Linked DNA regions of Mus musculus: all the other regions are linked to region 1. Evidence: chromatin loops called from intact Hi-C (ENCODE). Cell type or tissue: gastrocnemius. All regions are shown on one strand. Each heading gives the region's core, and the rest is flanking DNA. Links, peaks and the distances in the headings are about the cores only. Region 1 holds the start of Rev1 (REV1, DNA directed polymerase). Region 2 holds the start of Lipt1 (lipoyltransferase 1). Region 3 has its middle 7.5 kb from the start of Lipt1.

What was found. Peaks named below come from ENCODE experiments on the same cell type or tissue, not always from the same donor. Only the 100,000 strongest peaks of a DNase experiment are listed, where the experiment ranks them.
Region 2: a loop joins it to region 1, with 4 times the contacts of the local background. A loop is called at or near these places in 4 of 42 quality-filtered maps.
Region 3: it touches region 1 in a loop (5-fold over the local background); 4 of 42 quality-filtered maps call a loop at or near these places.

The regions. Positions count from the first base shown.
Region 1 is chr1:38,126,699-38,133,343 of GRCm38, reverse strand. It overlaps Rev1 (REV1, DNA directed polymerase), which reads left to right and starts at 3,678. Exons shown (of 23, transcript NM_019570.4): 1 at 3,678-3,882. It overlaps Gm5099 (predicted gene 5099), which reads right to left and starts at 1,261. Exons shown (of 6, transcript NR_151587.1): 1 at 1,174-1,261. In gastrocnemius, for the core only: a CTCF peak has its summit at 3,194 (motif pointing right); DNase peaks (open chromatin) are centred at 2,034, 3,456 and 4,126; H3K4me3 peaks cover 1,485 bases; H3K27ac peaks cover 1,844 bases.
Region 2 is chr1:37,869,204-37,875,848 of GRCm38, reverse strand. It overlaps Lipt1 (lipoyltransferase 1), which reads right to left and starts at 3,630. Exons shown (of 2, transcript NM_001037918.4): 1 at 3,524-3,630; 2 at 1-985. The coding sequence starts at 984. It also overlaps a transcript of Mitd1 not described here. In gastrocnemius, for the core only: no CTCF peak of the experiment used is centred there; DNase peaks (open chromatin) are centred at 3,619 and 3,938; H3K4me3 peaks cover 1,408 bases; H3K27ac peaks cover 1,489 bases.
Region 3 is chr1:37,861,421-37,868,065 of GRCm38, reverse strand. It overlaps a transcript of Tsga10 not described here. Among named protein-coding and RNA genes, the nearest start is that of Lipt1, 7.5 kb to the left of the region's middle. In gastrocnemius, for the core only: a CTCF peak has its summit at 2,949; a DNase peak (open chromatin) is centred at 2,932; H3K4me3 peaks cover 2,051 bases; H3K27ac peaks cover 1,983 bases.

The sequences.
Region 1 (6,645 bases), core at 1,714-4,213:
TCTTCTCCTTTACAATGACTTCATCCTCCATCCTGTATCTATAGCGAGGCTTTCTCAGACCCACCTGCACTGTAAATAATGACATGAAGTCTTCTAGGCAGTTTAAAGCTTAGGCCTTTTGCTTGGGCCATCTTCCAGCTAGCTTATCTAATTTAACTGGACTACGTGCCAACGATCTGCCACGTGACTGGCTGCAGCTTTGCTTTCTTTCCCTTTATCATTGTCTTTGCCTGGAAGTTCCACCCCCTACTTCCTGCCCAGCTATTGGCTGTCAGCTCTTTATTACAACCAATCAGCATTGAGATAACCTCTGATAACAATTCTAGATTGCCTCTAGGTTGCCCGACCTTCAAGTATCTGAACAGGTGTGGAATTTATATACTTAGGAATATAAGGCCGGTGATGGGCCACGGAAATGACATTAGCGATATCCTGCCAGCATTTAGCCTTCTGCCAGTACAGAATTAGCTGAAAATACAAAGACACACCTTTACACAAAGTGAAGAAAAGTTACTCCAACAATCATCACACGCTAGTGCCTAACTCAAAATCCTTTGAAAGGTTTCTTACCACCCACCAACCAGAATTATCATTTGACTAATCCCACCACCCCAGGCAAGTCCCTTTTCTTCCTCGGCTTAGGTTCCGTGTTGAGTCAATATAACTCTGCTGCCTCTGCCACCAACATCTTTGTCTCTTTCTCCTTTCATTGTAGTGTTTGGCAAAACCCATGTCCTGGCTAACCTGGACTATGACAAGACCTCAGTGCCTCTCACAGCTGCAGAGTGACAGATCACCATACTTCACAGAACTCTTCATTCTCCCATCCTCCATTTGCCTTCCTAGCCTATGCCACTCTCGGCTTCATGTTTCACAGTTTCTAGAATGTTCCCTGGTCTCCGTTCCTCGCCCATGTGGCTCCGGTGTTTCCCTAACAGAACCAACCTCTCAGTCCGTACTGCAACTTTCCTCGCAGGTTCCCACTGTGCCTGCAAGATTGCCCTCAGATGGTAGCCCTGAGCCTAGCCTGCAGCTGTTGCCTCTCACCACACTAAAAGCTTTTTAAAGACAGGAAATCAATATGTTTGGCCACGGGCATACAGGGTGTACCATATGACTGATTACTCGTTGGGTCACAATGAATGTTGTGAACTGTGTTGGTTAAATACGAACCTGAATGTATGTTTGAGAGTGTTAAGTCCTGGCAAACCAACTCTGCTTTCAACACCCTCCGTTCACGTGGGCTTGAGCCACGCCCTCTTATTATTTCATCTGTCAGCATAATGGATGGAATGCTTTGTAATAATAAGCACTACCTGGCCATGTAAGTCACTGTGAACAGACCACTGTCAGGGGTTCCAGAACAAACTTTAAAAGTATATATATATGGAATTTACTGCCAGAGGCCAAGTGAATGTGTAGCAGAATTCATGTCCTTTTATTCATAACCCTAAAAGGGCCATTGACCTGCATTCTTACGGGCTTCTTAAGGTGTCAGAAATGATTAAATTTTTTTAAAAAATCAATTTTAATGAAGCTTAGGAAAGGAGTGAAAAGGTACAGCTCCCCCAAGGATTCCCAAGTGTGGGGCCCAGATGGGTCATCTTAGGTGCTGTCTCCAAAGCCTAGCTCGCCTTCGATAAGGAAAAATATAGACTTTATAAAAATAAATAGATGGGCAAGTGAATCTTGACAATAAAGTTAAAATAAGAACTTTCTGAAGTAGATAAAAATAAACCCTGGGCAAACTTGTTCGTAACACAGACTCTAGAATTTATCTACCGTTTATTTCTTCTCGCCTCTCGGTTCTGTTTGTTTTACAGAGAAAGACATCTTCTTTCCACTTTCTTTCAACTTGACACAAGCTAGGGTCATCTGGGAAGAGGGAACATCAACTGAGAAAACACCTCTATCAGAATCGGCCTGTGGACAAGTCTGTGGGACAGATGATTGATGTGGGATGGGCCAGCCCACTGTGGGCGGTGCCCACCCTGGGTGGGTGGCCTTAGTTGTATCAGGAATAGAGGAGCAAGCCATTAGAGGCAAGCCAGTGAAGTGAGCAGGGCTCCTGAGTGGTCTCTGCTTCAGTTCCTGCATCCAGGTTCTGTCCTGACTTCCCTTCCCCGTGGGTTGTAAACTGTAAGGTGAGATAGGCCCTTTCCTCCTTAAGTTGTTTTTTTGGTAATAATGTTTGTTGCAGCAAAAGAAAGCAAACGAGGATGGGACAGTTTGTTTATTTGCTTGAGAAAAATACAGAAAAAGTAATCTTTGATTATGAAAGAAGAGGAAAAGTATTCACAAGTTATTTTTCAGTCTCAAAAATAAAGTTTTGGTGTTTTTCTCATTGGAAATAACTGCTGTGTAGAGACAGTTTTTCAAAACTCCTCACAAGCCTCATTTCCCGCCCAGCGGTATTTCCGAACACAAGCTGGTGGTGTTGCAGCTCGTTCTGAAACTCCTGCAGTTACACTGTATCTAGCTCTTCAATTGTGGGTCCAGAGAAACAGAGCTGGGAGGGAATACTGAAGTTGAATTCATAAAGGAGAGCGAGCAAGTGGAGCAAAGGGGGAGAGGTTAAAATCGAGACAGATATATATATTTCCCATGTACATATACATACACAGAAAGAGAGAGAGAGATTTCGATTATCTCCTGTCTCTCTGGGAAAGGAACCTCAGGTTTGCAAAGTCAGTTTTAAAAAGAGTACTACTGTTTTCTAAGTGCCTGCAAACTCCTTTCAAAAGTCTTAAGGTGGGGAAGGAACAAAAGTGTTCAGTCTAGGGCGAGGAGTTGGTTGGCTTAATGTTTGAGCATTCCAACAATAAAGACTATCACAATAACCATGCAGTCTCCCATTGAACAGACACTACAGAGGCGGGGGAAATGGGCCTTAAGAGACTGTTTTTTTTCTTTTTTGCTAGGTGTATTTAACATCCACGAATAAATTGTGTAGCTGCTGGTTTTTTGTTTTTGTTTGTTTGTTTTTAACCATCACAAGGGAAAGCAATTTTCTTCAGGTCTGTGTGTTGCAAGTGGGAAAGGCAGGTAGAGCACAGGACCGGCAGTGGTAAGATTGTGAGGGACGTCGTGTCTGGACACAGCCTAGCTGGCTGCCAGCAAGTGACCTGGCATTCCCGCAGACCCGTGTGGGCCGCGGTTCTCCGCTCGCCGACCGAGCATGTGCTAGCCTGTGAGCGTCCTGGCCGCCGCTAGGTGGCGCCGCACATCAATCGGAGCGCGGTGCGGCGACGCGTTTCGCGCCTCGGCCGACCCTGCGCGGTCGTCTACCCGGTTAGTCCCGGCACCCGCGCCCTCCGCGGCGGCTGGGGAGCCCGGGCGGGGCGGGGCGGGGCGGGGCACGGCGGGGCGCGGCTGCGCGTCGCTGCAGCACCATTAGCTAGCCGGCCCCGGCGGGAGGCAGCGTGGTGATGCGGCGGGTCCCGCGCCACCTCCGCCCAGCCAGCCGCACGGTCACGTGCAGCCGAGGCGCTGCTCTCCACCCCCCCTCCCCGCGGGCGCCGGCGCGAGAGGAGGGCGGGGCCGGGGTCGCCTCGGGCCGGGCGCGAGCAGCGCGCGTGCGCCGCGCCCGGTGAGTGCGTGCGGGGCCGGGCCAGCGGGCCGCGGTGTGGATGGGAGGGGGAGCCGGGCGCGCGCCAGAGGAGCGGCGGGGGAGGGGCGGAGCTGCCGCGGAGGCGCGAGGCGGGCGCAGCGACTGAGGGAGCGTGGGCCGCGGTGCGGTGCGGTGCGGCTGGGCGGCCGCCTGACCGGTTGCCTTCCCCGGCGTTCCCCTCAGCCGCGGGGAGGACACTGAACGACGGCGGCGCCCGCGAGGCCCGAGGAAGCGGCTGGGCCCGGGCATGGTGGCCTGGGGCGGCGCGGAAGGTGAGCGACCCCCGGGCCGGCGGGTGGGGGAGGGGTACCGAGCCTCCGCCGTCCCCGCCTCCGCCGCACGAGCGGCCCGAGGCGCCGAGGCCGGGGGCTCGCGGTGCTGCCGCGAGGCCTCCTGCCTGCCGCGCCGCGTCGCCCCTGCGCCTCCGGCCGCCGGGTTATGTAACGCGTGACCTCCCGTTCCCGCTCCACACCCGGCGCTCCGTCGCGCGCCGATCGGGGCGCCCGCGGCCCTGCCTCCGAGTCCCGCCGCTGGCGTCGCAAGTCACCGGTTCCTCCTGCGCCGGCGCCTGGCCGGCCATTCATTCCCTCGCGCGTTCGAGTGTCCGCTCCGCCAGCGTTTGCAGAACGTGGCAGGGGGCACCCGGGGCCCGCGCCGCGGGTCTTCGCTCGTCCCCGGTGCATCGGCTTCTCCCCTCTGCCTTGCTCTTAGGCATCCCGGAGGCAGTGTTTCTCTCACTCCTTTTCCCTTGTCACTTATCTGTCCCCTTCATGTGCAGGACACCTGTCCCCAAGTGTTTGTACAGGTGCTCAGTTCACACTTGGGTGTGCTGTTATAATAACAGTCGGGGTGCACCGAGGGGGCACTTGTTTGTTTGGAGACTCTTCCTGTCCCGGGTTTGCAAAGCCCGGACTTTCCTGTAGTATCGTTCCTTGATTGTTTAAAAAAACACTACAGGTGATACATGCCTAGGATTTCACCGTGTGTTTTTTGGTGTTTCTTGGGTATAAAGTAGAAATGGTATGTAGATAAAAACAAGAGACCTCATAAAAAGGATTTGTAACTATTAAGGGCTATGTAACAGCTCTTAAATTATTTGCTTGGTCTCTGGCTTCTCTAGTACCTGTTCTTCCTTTACGTAGAGTAATAATACCACAATCTTGTTCCTATGGAGTGCGCATTAGCTCAGCTTAGCAAGACTCCATAAGTTTGCTTTCCCATATTGACCGGGCTTTGCCCAGGCAAATGCTGCTAGAATACCCTTCCGGCCCTTCCAGTGCTACCTGTGATGGACACTTGGAAGCTTACCTGGAGCTCTCCATCCAGGACTTCAGTCTGCACGAGTGCACTCGTTCATTGCTTAGACTACTTACTTGCCATTTTTCTTGAATTTCTGTTTTCTTGTTTGTGTCTTGTAGGTCCTTTGAGGTCAGTATGTACCAAAATCGTGTATCTTGTCATGAAACTTTACTCCTTTTTATGGTAAATAATGCATATTTGTTCATTTTCTTAAGGGTGGGAATCACTTTTAACATTAAATCTCTATGTCATCTCAGGTAGAAAAATACACATTTTCAAAATTAATGTGCTGAAATACGTAACTCCACTTCTTTAACACTGAAAACCAAGATTCTAAATGGAAAGGAAGGAAAGCCTGTTCCCAACAACCAGTCACAGTAAATACATTCCAGAGGCTACATAGACCTATATTTAACAAACATACTGTATCCAATGGCATGTGAAGTGGAGAGATCAAAGCATTTACATATGGGCTTGAAATTTGCCTCTGCTAGTTGGACAAGCTTTTCATTCATATTTGGAAGACATTTTCCAGTTTGGGTAGCCGACTAATAAATTAGTTCTTAAGTGAAAGGCATTTAATAAGACTATGAAACTACAGGTACTAGGTAAGTGTTTTCTGTAGCATACTCTTGTAGCTGTGTACTAAATAGGGCCTGATATGCTGGAGAGAGACCATGAGAAGAAAACTAATCACCGGAGACCTTAGGTGCCTGCTGTCTACTAGAGAACAGATCCTGAGGGCTGGCAGATTCTTAGTGTTTTATTAGAATGAAAGGGATTGTAAATCATAGTATGAACCAGGCTCCGTTCATCTCAGATGTCGGTAGGCAGAGGCTGGGGTATCTCTGGTAGTTTGAAGCCAACATGATCTACATAGTGAGGTGCAGACCAGTTAGGGCCTGCATAGTTAAGACTCCATCAGAAATAAAAACCAAAGTAAATCATAGGGCAAGTTAAACAGAATGAAAAACAAACAACCAAAAAATACTTTTTACTTCTTTTCTTGTAACAACAGTGCTAACTGAAACTTTAATGTGGATATTAATAGACATTTAAAAATTTTAATTTTCTTTGAACTTTCTGTAGTTAAAATCCTCCAAAAGCTCTGGGTTACATATGGAGTTTGAACCTAAGCTCCTCCCTGCCATCAGGGCAGCTGTCAACTTAACCTTAGCCTTACCCCATGACTCTCACTCACTATTGGATTTCAGGATCCAGGCAGATATGCAGGACACCTCTTCTGACTGGTGGTAGCTGTTCTTGTCTTCTAGTGCTGTTCTTTACTTGAGGGAACTTTTCCTAGTCTCTAAAATAGAAGCAAGTCTCCTTTTGTTACTTGACTCTTTTGTTTGCTTTTACATTAAATATTTTTTCTCCTTTGTATTTATGATCAGATATACTTTTCACTTGTTAATTATTCCCTTTAGATTTGTTGGTTCTCTCTTCCTAACTACAGGGTGGAGATCTTATTAGATTTATTCGTAATTTTATCCCTAGTACTTAGAACTGTGCCTGGAACCTAATAGGCTCTTTGTAAAAATTTTTAACAATAATTGCTGTAGTTGATTTGAACACTTGACATCTTCAGTCCATATCCTGTCTGCTCCCATTTACTGATTGCATGACCCTGGACCAGTTAATGACTTCTGGTGCTTCATGTTATTCAGCTGTATATGACGACTAGAGTATTACCTACTTCATAGCATTACATGAGTAATACATGTTAAAGAACA
Region 2 (6,645 bases), core at 2,922-5,421, 260 kb after region 1:
GTTTAATTTCTCACCTATTTCCAGCGGCAGCCAGTGATCGGGTGCCTTAATAGCGCAGGTTTCGATTCGTCCGTTCTTTACATCCATGAACACTTGGATTTCCAAATGCGCCTGCTCATACGGCACATGAAACGTGGTGTCCACGGTAAACTTGGGAGTCCTGCCGTATACCCACTCCCAACTTTGCAGTTCCTTGACTTTGCGGTTTATTCCAGGGAACATCGTCTCATCTGCAGGGTTTATTAGGTTGACGTGACCATCAACTTGATGATGCGCCGCGTACTCTGCAGCCACCGCACTCATCAGAACTTCACAGGTCAGCGTGGAATCTCTTTCCAGAAGGTTTTTGACAGCGGAAGGGATGCTGGGAGTGGCGTTGCTCTTTATCCCGCAGTACGGGCTCTTCAGCGAAGAAGACAGAGCTGTCCGGTTGGTGCTGCATAGCAAGGTGCAGTGGTGGTACGCGGCAGTCCGGCCGATCTTTGATGCGGTTCCTGAGATTTTAAACTGCCCGTCGAGTAGCAGGTCAAACTTTTTGGTAGGCTGCACATCCAGCTGGGGTTGGACAGCATTCAGAGCTCTCACGATTAGTTTCAGATTTTCCATTCTGTCATACTTGGTTTTGGTGGTAAAGAAGGTGAGGTTGATGTTACCCATGTCGTGGTACACGGCTCCTCCTCCACTCTTCCTCCGAGCCAGTTTGATTCCTTCCTGTCTCATCAGATGGAGGTTACATTCCTGCCACGGATTCTGATGCCTGCCGATGACGACAGAAGGAGAATTTCTCCAAAGGAAAAGAATCGGCTTGCCTTCTAGATGTATGTGGTCGTGGATCCAGTCTTCAAAAGCCAGATTTTCATATACATCATTGGAGATCGACTGTAAAATGAGCCCATGTGTGGGTGGGCTTTTAAAGCCAGCTGCTGGGACCTTGTGCTGACAAAGTAATCGGAAGCAATTCTTCATTGAAAGTGGAATTAGCATGCTTTTAAAAAAACAAGACAAAATAAGATAAGTTAATTCAATAAAAAAAGAAAATCAAATTATATTCTTTGGCTATTTGGTAATTATACAAAACTTATCAAAGGGTCCAGACCTTCTTTTCATCTTTACCCTTAGTCTTTGGTGGCTCTTTAATAGAGTGACCAATGGAAAGCAATGAAGATAAGCTTTAGATAATTTCAACTAAACTGAAGTCAATGATATGGAGTAAACACATTAAGTAATGTATAGCAAAGCCAAATAAATTAGTTTGAATTCACAATATATTTTCATTGAGGAAAAAAAATAGATTAGCAAAAGAAAGAATCCAGAATCCTACTACCTGGAGATAGTTAATTAACATTTTAGTATAAATAACCGTTATTGCTTCTGTTCTTATGTATATACCTTTACACACACACATGTCCCCCTGATTGTGTAATGGTACTGCTAGTTCTATCATTTTCTGCCCCCCTGAGATGAGACTTTACTATGTTACCCATCTGACCTTGAATCCCTGGGTTCAAATAGTCCTTTTGCCCTAGCTTTAACTAGAATATAGACATACACTGCCATTCTGGCTTTCACTTATTAAATTTATTTTTGTCTGTGTCTCTGTGTATGTGTTTGAGCACACATTTGTGCATGCACAGGTCAGAGGTCAATGTCCAAGAGTCCTCTCACTCTCTACTATATTCTTTGAGGCAGGGTCTCTTACTCAACCTGAAGCTTAGTGGTTTTCTGGGCTCACTGGCCTAAGGTCCTCTTCTTGGGTGATCCAAGGGAGAAACATCAAGGATTAGGTGTCATGACGTCTCGGATACTAATAAACTAGAATGTGCCCATTGAAGTTGGGATTTGAAAAAGACCTTGTGACATCCTCTCCTAAGGTGACAATAGTCACACTTATTAACATATATAGAGGTTCAGGTAAAATAGTTGCTTTTACATTTTAATGCTTGCTTTGCAACTAACTGAATAGCTTTAGACCGGTAGTTTAATCTCTATCTGATCCAGTTGCCTTTAACTGAATTCAAGAGCACATGAGATGAACCTAAATAATTGTGATTTCAAGGTCTTCTCTTCCAATCCATTTTTTTTTTTGACAGTTTAACATGTCTTCTTTCAAGTGTACAAGGATTCCTAAAAGATATGTCAAACTGGAGTTTACCTTGATACATTAACTATGGTCCACAATTAACCAGCCAATGGCTGACAGAGTCTGCAGTAACTATAAGGCATGCTTTGTCCTTGACAGTTGGGATTCATCAGTGAACTACATAAAGGTGACAAGAGTCACAGGGAAGGGAGACACATTGCCAGAATAAAGACTGTAAATCTGTGTGAGTCATGTTTAAATAGGACTACTAAAATAGTTACACGTGAGTCATTTTAAGGAGTTAAACTAAATGATTATTATGTATCGTATCACAAATTATTTTAGTTATCAGAACACAATCTCCCCACCCTCAGACACGATGAGTGTGTAGCCCTGGATCTCCTGAAACTACCTCTGTAGACCAGGCTGACCTTGAGCTCACAGAGATCTATTTGCCTCTGCCTCTGGGTTGAAGGCCTGACATACCTTCTGAGACAGACTGTAGCTGACAGACAAAATGAAACAATCTAACTTTTGAAAACCTGGTAGAATTCTGTTTCTACAGTGTTACTTTGCATAGCGACCCACACCCATATTTTACTTTTTTAAATGAAAAACTTTTTATACAATGCATTTTGATCACGTTCCTTCCTCTCCCCGTTTTTTTCAGATCCCACCACCTCCCTATCCACCCAACTTTATGTTCTTTCTTTAAAAAACCAAAACCTATGAAAACTAAAGTCAAAATAAGTAAAAGATCAACGAGACAAGACCAAAAAAGAAAAAAAAAAAAAAGCCCGTGGAGTTTGTTTTGTGTTGGCCACCTACTCCTCTGTAGGCGCCTGGGCTAGGATGTGGTTGATATACCCAACTACACTCTATTTTAACAGCTTTAGCTGAGCAAGGGATGGAACTCACTCAGTCTAGGTTTGAACTGTACCGCCGAGCAATCCACCCCCAGCTCTCTGCTTTCATCTTCATTACTGGTGTTATAATTATTTCCTCAGGAGGCTCTTACTTCCATGCTCTGGGAGACACTTCTGCAACTGCCAACACATGCTTCTCCCTGACAGAGTGTAAAGCAAGACCTAACTACAGGCCTACCTTCCTCACAAGGCCTTACCAAAACTATTTGCTATCCTCCTAATAACGCGATCCAAACCTGGAAGTGATTACGAACTTTTAAGCAAGCTTTACTCTTCGGGAGCAGGCACGCGACTAGCACTGAATGTCTTGTTTAGTTTACCCTACGCCGTATTAGAAATCAACTGTTCCCAATAATGAAATTACGTCCGGAGCACCAGGTGTAATCTGCAGAGCTTTCAGAACCAATAGGAGGGGCCCATGGGACGCACGCGTGCTCTCCGCAGCACCCACTCCTGCTCAGCGTGTGCCTCCACAACCCGCAAAGAATTCACTGGAACTGCTTCCGGCTTCACTCACCTGCCACTTCCGGTCGCGCCCGCAGCAGCTTTTTCTGCAAATTAAAACTCAATCAACCCACGTGGAACCCAGAACACTCAGCCCTCTAGACGCAGTTGCTGGGGAGTCCTCCCCAGCCCCGCCCAAGAGACCCGCCCTCAAGAGGCCACGCCCCCGTAAAGCTCGCCCCCTGGATAAGCCACACCCCCAGGAGGTCGTGGCTAAGCCTGAAATAGAAGCAAATATTTTTAAGGTTATTTCCTTCAGGCCAATGCATTTAGAACTAGATTCATTGAAAGGACAAAGTCCACTTACCAAAATATGTAAAGACGAGCTGGGTGATTCCTATGCTGGTTTCTTTCAGCAAGAGTTGGCTAAACTGTGTGGTCCAAAATGGTCTGTTCACACTCAGGAGGTGCTGTCTAGCTGCTGGGGCGGTTCGATTCAAGGCACTTGGAAGCGCTTCAACCGCATTCCTATGGCCCCAGGAACAACAAAGCCAGACTAGAGTTAAGGAATGAGATCACGGACCCACTTCTTGATGAGCAGAGCCCAAAGAATTTGTGGTCATTCCTCGCTCTTCCACAGAAACCAGTCTCTCCTCCTTCAGTTAGAATGGAAGCCTCTCCAGCCTTGCCTCCTGGTACTGCTAACGCAGTAAATGAGCAGAGTTAATTCAGGGTATATAAATTAGCTGCACCACAGACAGGACTCCTGTCTGTTACTGCAACTTTGATGAGATCAGTCTTCAGCTGGATGGTATTATGAGGGTGGGAAGGGATACTTTTCCATTCGTCATTGTAGGAATTTTGCTAGTTATCAAAATAGCCCCACATTGTGTTGCCCTTAGTAGGGCTCCTAAATTAGTAGTCTGCTTCTATATTGTATTCTTTGAAATCTGAGAAGGGACAGTTTTTTTCTGTTGTTGTTGTTCTGTTTTGTTTTTGTTTTTTGTTTTGTTTTGTTTTAATTTCCTTCAATGACCTTCCTTCATTCTCCACTGTCTGCTCTAAGATGTCTGTCTTTGGACCAGTTATCCTCTTTTTCTACTTCTTCAGCTTCTCCACTGGAATGTCCAATAACACTCTAACCTGCTTTATAGTCCTCTGGTGATGGCAATTCTCCTTTCCTGCATTTTATTCTGTCTCCTCCCCCGCTCCCAATCCCCAAGACAGGGTTTCTCTGTGTAGCCCTGGCTGTTCTGGAACTCATTTTGTAGACCAGGCTGGCCTTGAATGCACAGAGATCCACCTGCCTCTGCTTCTGGAGTGCTGAAATTAAAAGTGTGCTCCACCATGCCTGGCTCTGTCTGCTCTTCTTAAAACTTCTATTTGAGTGTGAGTTAGGGTCTCCCCCTGTAAGGCAGGCTTGCCTGGAACTCGCTATGTGGACCAGACTGGCCTCACAGAGAGCTTTCTGCCTCTGCCTTCCAAGTGCTGGGATTAAAGGTATTAGCATGGGCTTCTTTCATTTAATCACCATATTAAGGCTGAGATAACACACATTATACAGCAAATCAATCTGTATGTATGTATGTATGTATGTATGTATGTTACAAAATGTATTAGTCAGGGTTCTCTAGAGTCAGAGAACTTATAGTCTGTCTCTCTATAGTAAGGAAATCTATTATGATGACTTACAGTCTGTAGTCCAACTCCCCAACAACGATCAGCTGTGAATGGGAAGTCCAAGGATCTAGTAGCTGCTTAGTCCCACAAGGCTAGTAGATTCAAACAGTTGTGTTGGCAAGTAAACACAAGCAGGCAAAGAGAAGCGAATCTTCCTTCTTCAAATGTCCTTATGTAGGTCTCCAGCATGAGGTGTGGTGCAGATTAAAGGTGTGTACCACCACACCTGGATCTGGGACTTGTTTTGTCCCAGGCTGACCTTGAACTCAAGAGATCTCCTTGCCTTAGTCTCCTGGGATTCGTAACCACTATGCCTCAAGATCTCCATGCCAAGATCCAGGTCAGAAACTCATATCTCCCAGCCTCACAATGTGGATCACAGGTGAGCCTTCCAATTCTGGATTGTAGTTCATTCCAGATATAGTTAAGTTGACAACCAGGAATAGCCAGTACATAGAATGACTACAAAGGGTTAAAGAAACAAGGCGTTTTAGGTCATTTCAAAGAGACCTGAGAGTCCAAAGCTAGAAACTGACAAAAAGGCAAAGGAGCTGTCAGATACAAAGCCAGCTTAAGTTTTTTTAAAGGGATGTGGCTACTGCTACAGAGTCAGGCTACGGGGTCAGAGTTGAGCTGCACAGTTGAGTCCAGCTGCAGAGGTGAAAGGGCAGGACCTGGTCCATAAGAACAAATAGGTGGACAGATAGATGCAGATCTAGGTAAGCAAACAGCCAGGCAGATGGTAATTTGAGTAGCCTGTGTTAACAAGCTGGGACAAGGCAGAGCAGAAGCCCCTGGGAGAGCTGGGAGTTGTCAAGTTCTCCCACAGTCCCACACCGGATGGTTAGTGGGGCCGTCGATCAGTATTACAGTCATAGTCTCTGCCGTCTGTGGGGTCCGAGTTCCATGGCCTATGTATCTAATATGTTCTCAGGCACAGTTTTCCTGGTGTTTCATTACGTTTTTACTTAATTTTTTACGTGTGTATGCCATGGAGGTCAGAGGGCAACATGCAGGAGTTGGCTCTATCTATCAGATGGGTTCTGAGGATCAAACTCAAATTGATCAGGCTTGGTGGCATGTGTCTTATTTGCTGGGCCCACCTTACAGTCCTCTGATATAATTTCAATACAGTTGTGTGCTCTTATCAAACCAGTTCACCTTGATATGTCTATAGGGTGGCTGGCTCCCTGCCTACTCCCAGGAATAAGTCATTTCTTAGTCTGTGCTTCCAAGGGTGCAAGAAAGATGGTATAGATCATATGCTCACTCAAATGCAGTCAACTCCCTAAAGGAGTCAAAGTTGCATATAAAATGGAGTCTCTCAGGACAAATCAGTCTTGGGGGGAAAAAACCCCACCACCACAGTTTTACACAATATGGTGTAATAGAGAGCAGGACTTAAGAGCATTCGAATTAAAAACTGAGCACCATCTCATTGTTGAAAACTCGATCTATCTAAAACTCCAGTAGTGAGTTCTCTCATCCCTCTGGGAAACCTCAATGCATCTACCC
Region 3 (6,645 bases), core at 2,002-4,501, 270 kb after region 1:
TCTTCATTACATCCATCATCACTTGGGACAGCACTATGTGATATCTCGACAACAGATATAGGTTTAGCTTTTCTCATTCGAGATATCATTATAAAATGATAGTTACCACAAGAGGAACTATTCGAATTGGAAGGAACTACTTCCTAACTCTGAATTGAAGGCAGCCCGCCAGAAAAGACTCATGGTCTGGAGTGCTTCTGAAGGCAGGTGACTTATGGTTCTTTCCTACAGAGCCGTCAGCAGAGCGCTCTCAGAACAGGGAGGAAGGTAGAGGGCTCCACAGCAAACTCCCCAAATGGAAGTGCAGTACATAAAAAGTACTCGACAGACATAGTTATGTTAGCTAATTTACATATTCCCAAGATAATGGCAAAGTAAAGTATATAGAGAAGTATCTCTCTCTCTCTCTCTCTCTCTCTATATATATATATATATATACATATATATGTCACACAAACTTATCTATACATACATACATACATACATACATACATACATTCAGGGTTTCTCTGTGTAGCCTTAGCTGTCCAGGAACTTGTTCTGCAGACCAGGCTGACCTTAGACTCACAGAGATCCACCTGCCTCTGCCTCCTGAGTACTGGGATTAAAGGCATGCACTATCACTGCCCAGCATAGAACAATATGTTTTATAATGGAATGTTTTTTTAAAATATCAAACTTTCAGCAATAAAAAATACAATTCTAATTTTTATTGAAACGTATTTTTATTTTATGTGTATGAATGTTCTGCCTGCATGTATGTGTGCACTGTGTGCATGTAGTGCCTGTGGAGACCAGAAGAGGGCAGCAGACCCTTTGGAACTGGAATTAGAGGGTTGTGAGTCACCTTATGGATGCTGGGACTTGAATCTGGGTTCTGTAGAAGAGCAGCAGCCAGTGCTCTTAACCACTTCTCCAGCCCCAAGCTTGCTTGCTTGCTTGATTGCTTTCCCTTTTCCTTTTTCCTTTCCTTTCCTTTCCTTTCCTTTCCTTTCCTTCCCTTCCCTTTCCTTTTTCCTTTCCCTCCCCTCCCCTCCCTTTCCTTTTTCCCTTCCCTCCCCTCCCCTCCCCTCCCCTCCCCTCCCTTCCCCTTTCCTTTCTGTTTCTTCCTTTCTTTCTTTTTTTGACACTGGATCTCAGTGTCTGGCACAGAGCCTGGCACAGAGAACAGTTTTCAGATGAAGAATTGTGGCTAAGGTTAAATCCAACCAGGGGTGGTTTTTACAGGACAAACCTATAGTACACATAAAGTAATCAAAAAATTTAAAGCTAAAATTTACAAAGACCCCTCCCCAGGTAAAAATGACAGTCAATAAACGGGCTAATGAAATGGGCCATTCTCAAAAGAAGAAACATGTATGACCAGTAAATGTTCTGAAAAGTTCTGAACAGCATTAGCAATCAGGGAAATGCAAATTAGGGTTCTCCCTCACTCCAAATCAGAAGAGCCATCATCATGAAAACAAATTACAAGTGCTGGCAAGGATGCGATGAGTCCCTTTACAGTGCTGGAGGGCATGCAAACCGATGTGAACTCAGTGTGAAGACTTCTCAAAAACACAAAAAACAGAGCTACCTATGACTTAGTGTTACTGCTTCTGACACGCCCAGAGGTCTTCATACACTACCACAGGGACACTTGAACATTCATGTTTATTGCTGCGTTATTCACAATAGCCAGGAAATGGATCCAGCTTACACCGGAACAGATGAATCAATAATGGAAACATTATACATATACGATGGAACTTTACTCAACTATAATGGAAAATGAAGTCACGAAATCTGCAGAAAAATGGATTTGGAAATTATTTGAAACGAGATAATCCACACTCACGAAGTCAGATGCCATTATGTTCTTTTTTGCGTGCCGATTCTAACATATTAAGTAGGGGGTATATACGGGTGTGTGGGTACAGTTCATGAAACTGCAAGGTGAGGGGGAAAAGAGTGGTTTGGGGGTAACAGAACACTATGACAGGAAAGCAGAAGGGGACCACTGGAGTGAACCGGCAAAAGAGGGGGGATGGGAGAAAAGGCGCAGGAGAAACAACAGAAACAAATTCTGAACGCAAATGCCACAAGAAATCCCGTGTACTTTGTATACTAATAAAATAAGTAAAAACAGACAGGGTTAAAAAAAAAGCTTCTGGCTAAAGATGGGTAGAAGCGGTTACGCACTCACAAAGCAGTAAGACAAAATGTCTTTCATGCTAAACTGTAAGAAACAATGGTAGCATAGCGCGGTGCTCATTTCTTTCCATTTAAAAAGATTCAAGATGCCATTTTAACTTAGTTGGGTAGCCAAAAATACCACGTCGGATAAGAAAAGAAGGCTCAAATCTGCTCACTGGTAGGAGCCAAACTTGGGGTAAAAACTTTAGATACAGTATTTAACATCTCACAAGGTTTTATAGCCTTTCTCGGTTTTCATCGCCAGGCTTGCTAGAGAGGACTGGCATGTAGAGAAGAAATGTCAGCCTGGCGTAGGGGAGATGATTGCTGGGTCTGACATTTCCGAGGTCCATTCTGAGACTGGTGGCCAGGTGCCACGCTCACCCGGAAAGATCGGCTCCCGCCGGTAAGCTGCAACAGGGCACCCCACCTGAAGGCTCCCACAGCACAGCTTCCTGACCATTGCTGCGCACTGGAGCAGCTCTAGGGAGTAACCGCTTCCCTCAGCCAAGAACGCCTGGGGCTCCTGGGACCGCAGCAGTGGCTCAGCCCTGGGCAATAGCCTTCGCGCCTGCGCGGGCTAGAGGATGGTTACTAGGAGACCGGACGCAGGGGTCGGCCATCTCGGCGCTGCGTGGCCGTGCGCCTGCGCGGCACCGATGGGCCCGGAAAAGGCTTCCAGTCGGAGCCCTGAGAGGCGGGCCGGCGGCGGTCCACGTCGCTACGTGCTCGCTCGGGTGCGCGCGCACGATCCGTAGTCTCCGCGAGAGGGCGTGTCGAGACAGGTACGCGTGCGCACGGGTGCTAGGGCGCGCCGGACGGAAGTGGAGCGTAGGCGCCGGGGAGGTGGAAGAAGAGCCCCGCTCAGGTACAGAGCGTGAGGGCGGGGCGTCGGCCAGCCCGGAGCTAACCGCTCCCGCCCTCTTCCCGCTGCGCCACACGGAGCGCCTGCCTCCGCCGGGGCGGGGCCCAGGGAGCGGGAAGGAGGAGACTGGGGAGGAGACAGGGGCGGGAAGGAGGAGACTAGGGCGGAGGATGGAGGCCGGGGTGGGGCTGGATGTCCCGCTGAGGCGGAGGCCCCTCAGTGGCCGGGATGAGCTCCGGGGAGAACGACGGCCAGGGAGGTCGGGGGAGGGCTGCGGAGCTCCAGGGAGGAGTCGCGGAGGTGCGCTGGGCTAGAGAAGAGCCATCCCGGGGCGGCTGCAAGAGGGTGGGGAGAGCCTGACTGTGGCCCGGGTTGGGCATCGCTGCTTAGGCGGCTGCGTCGCGGACCTGCCGGGTGGGAATGGGTTCCAGGAGCAAAGCTTACCCTAGTTTCAGGGGAGTTCATGGTTGAGCCCAGTTCCTATGGTGACCGCTTCGCTGCCTGCCTCAGCTTGGTTGTTGGGGGACTGTTTTGCTTAGAGACACTGTGAGGTGAAGCTGTGGCATTTGGGAGCTCAGCCTGTCTATTCCTGAACCCCTCAGTCTCTCTTAATCTCTTCTTAATAGACTAGGAGGCAGGTGAAGGCAGAAATTGAGATTTTGCATGGAAAAAAAATCTCATAATCTCTTTATAGTTTATAGAAGAAAGGCAAGGTAGGCTGTCTTGTTTGAAAAAATTATTCAAGTCTGTCATGCACTTGATACCTAAAAAGTATATATGTACATAAGGATACATGTATTTGTATATATCTCTCAGTCAACGATTTAGACACTAAGAAAAATTTGCACAAGTGGCTGTTTTCTCTAAGCCCCTGTAAATCTATGTGACCTACGGTCTTTGTCATTTCAAATTTATTCTGGTTTTCAGGACTTCGAGTACATTTTGTTCACTTTCAGGAAATAAAGTCATAGTAATTTCGGAATAGAATAGGTTGTTAAGATAAAGGGACGTTATCGTATTTAACTGTGCTTCAAGAACAAACCAGTTGTATTTTAATTAAACAATAAACTAAGTTCTTCTGTCTTAATTATTGAGAAAGAAATAAGGTAAAATTACATTCATCAATATTCTTTGAAATTCCAAACCTCGATATTGTTTATTGGCAGTTTCAAAAACAGGTTTTACTTACTTTCCAAAGAAGAATCACTGTTGTAGTCCAGCTATAACCAGGCAAGGAGAGAGTCTCTGGGTTCTGCCTTATTTGTTTAAAAATAATTTGGTTTTAAAGTTTTCCATAAGTAGGGGCCATTAGAACAGGTGTTATTTATTCTCTCAGGCATCACATGCTCTTGCTCTTTGCTTGTTGCCCAGACTGACAATGTTAGGCATTCGGGCCATTAGAACAGGTGTTATTTATTCTCTCAGGCATCACATGCTCTTGCTCTTTGCTTGTTGCCCAGACTGACAATGTTAGGCATTCCCTTGCTTTTCCTAATAGTTTTATCATCTTATGTGAACACACAGCATACAGTCTGCCTTGTTATGGAACTTTATATAAGAGGAATTGTAACACGTGTTCTACAGCTTCTGTGCTTAACACTTAGAGATTGTAGCCTTATTGCTTCTAGGTACTTTGCTGGTTAGTGTTCCATTGTAAAGATATACCACGATTTACTGTTGGTGGACAGTAGGTTTTAAAATAACGGACAGGGTTATGGATATTAAAATATATGCATCTCATGTTTTGAGGAGAGGCGGTTGGAAAGGTAGTGCTTTTTGTTTTAGTTACACCATTAGTCTTAGTCTTAAGTTACTAATCCCTTTGGTCCAGAAAAGCCTTCAGAGAACAACTGACCCCTTTCTTGTGTTTCTAAGGTCTTGTTTCACTCTTCATTGAGGACATAAGTAATTTCTTTAGAGATTGGATTGTAGAAACGAGATGAGCTTGGAGCTTGAATTGGAATGACTGGAAAGATTTTGTTGTTGTTTACCTTAAGAAAAGTTTAAACTTTAATGACTTTTGTCCCTTCCCAACTTTTGCTGATATTTTTTAAACATATAATCTTAACTTCTATTTCACTGAAAAATTAAAGTCCCAGTAGATAGGAAGTTCCTCAGATTATACCCCTTAGTTAAAATTTCACTTACCTTTGCTTTTCTCATTCTTGTGTCAGAATACAGTATACCTACTACCTGGATTTCTTCATGTTATTCACCTTTTTGCCCTTCCACCAGTCAACATTAATTTATGTCTTCATTGTTTCTCTGCTGTAGGGCTTCATTGCCTGCAAATATTCTTAGGGAATTCTTTTCTTAAAAAAATTTTGTGTGTGTGTATGTGTGTGTGTGTGTGCGCGAGGAGGTCAAAGGACAACTTGTATGTATATTTATGTGTATGTGTGCTTGTACACTTGCTTGCCAGGGTATATGCTTGCCACAGTGCACATATGGAGATGAGAGGAGCCTGTGAGAGTTGGTTCTCTTCTTTCACTATATGGGTCCTTGGGGATCAAACTCAGATCACCAGGCTCAGGCACAGTGCCTTGATCAGTAAAGTTGTCTCAATGTTCCTGGCTTTGTGTATGCATGTGAGATATCATTCTTCAGAATGCTTAAGATCAGAAGTGTTGCTGTTTCAGAGTTTGGGGACTTTAGGATATTGTATGTACATAAAGCTTCCCAGGAATGGGACCAAATCTAAACAGAAAATTTATGTTTCATATGAACTTTATATTCATGGCCTGAAGGTAATTTTCTGTAACTCTTTTGGTCTACTGGGGTTTTGACTATGGCCATTCTTGCAAGGTCAAGTATGGAATTTTCCATTTGTAGCTTCATGCTGTTTGTTACTCAGAACATTTTTGAATTGTGGAGATTTAAGGTTTGAGTTTTCAGACTAAGGCTAAGCAGACTTTTATTTGCATTTCTTGAGAGACGAAGCCCATGCTTGATTCTGGAAGGGGTCTCGTGGAAAGAAGGAAGCATACTTTTCTGCTTTTGGCAGTGAACCTTCTACAGCCTTAGTCTTCCTTAACTTTTATTCTGCCTCTTTGGCTCTTGCAGCTATGCCGATTAAAAGCTTACATTTTATATTTTGATTTTAATCATTCATTAAATGGTTTATTAATCATTTATTATTTAATTCATTTATTAGTCCTCTTCAGGTTTACTTTCATTCCTCCACAGAGGCTGCTTTGTTTAATTAAACTTCATTATTTTAAAAATGTTTTATTAACTCTAAAAATTTACTCATTGAGTAAATACAAATGTTCTATACAGAAACTCTGGTAGACTTTTTTTCAAACATAGCAACCAGACAACAGCCTAGACATCTTGGACTTTATATCCCAGTAGAAGAAAGTAGACAGCAAACAGGGAAACAGACAGATAATATGATTTCAAGTAGGGACAAGTGCACTGGCTTGAGTGGAGGGTGACTGAGAGAGAACCTGCTTTAAAAAGGAAATTGAGGGAGAAAAGACAAAGTACTGAGGTTGAACAGACTTCAGACAGGTAAGAGGCTGAGGAGAGAATGTTCCTGGTAGGGAAAAGTGGAAGGAGGGCATGAAGTCGACTGAAAATGGAACATGTCTTAGCTCATGTGC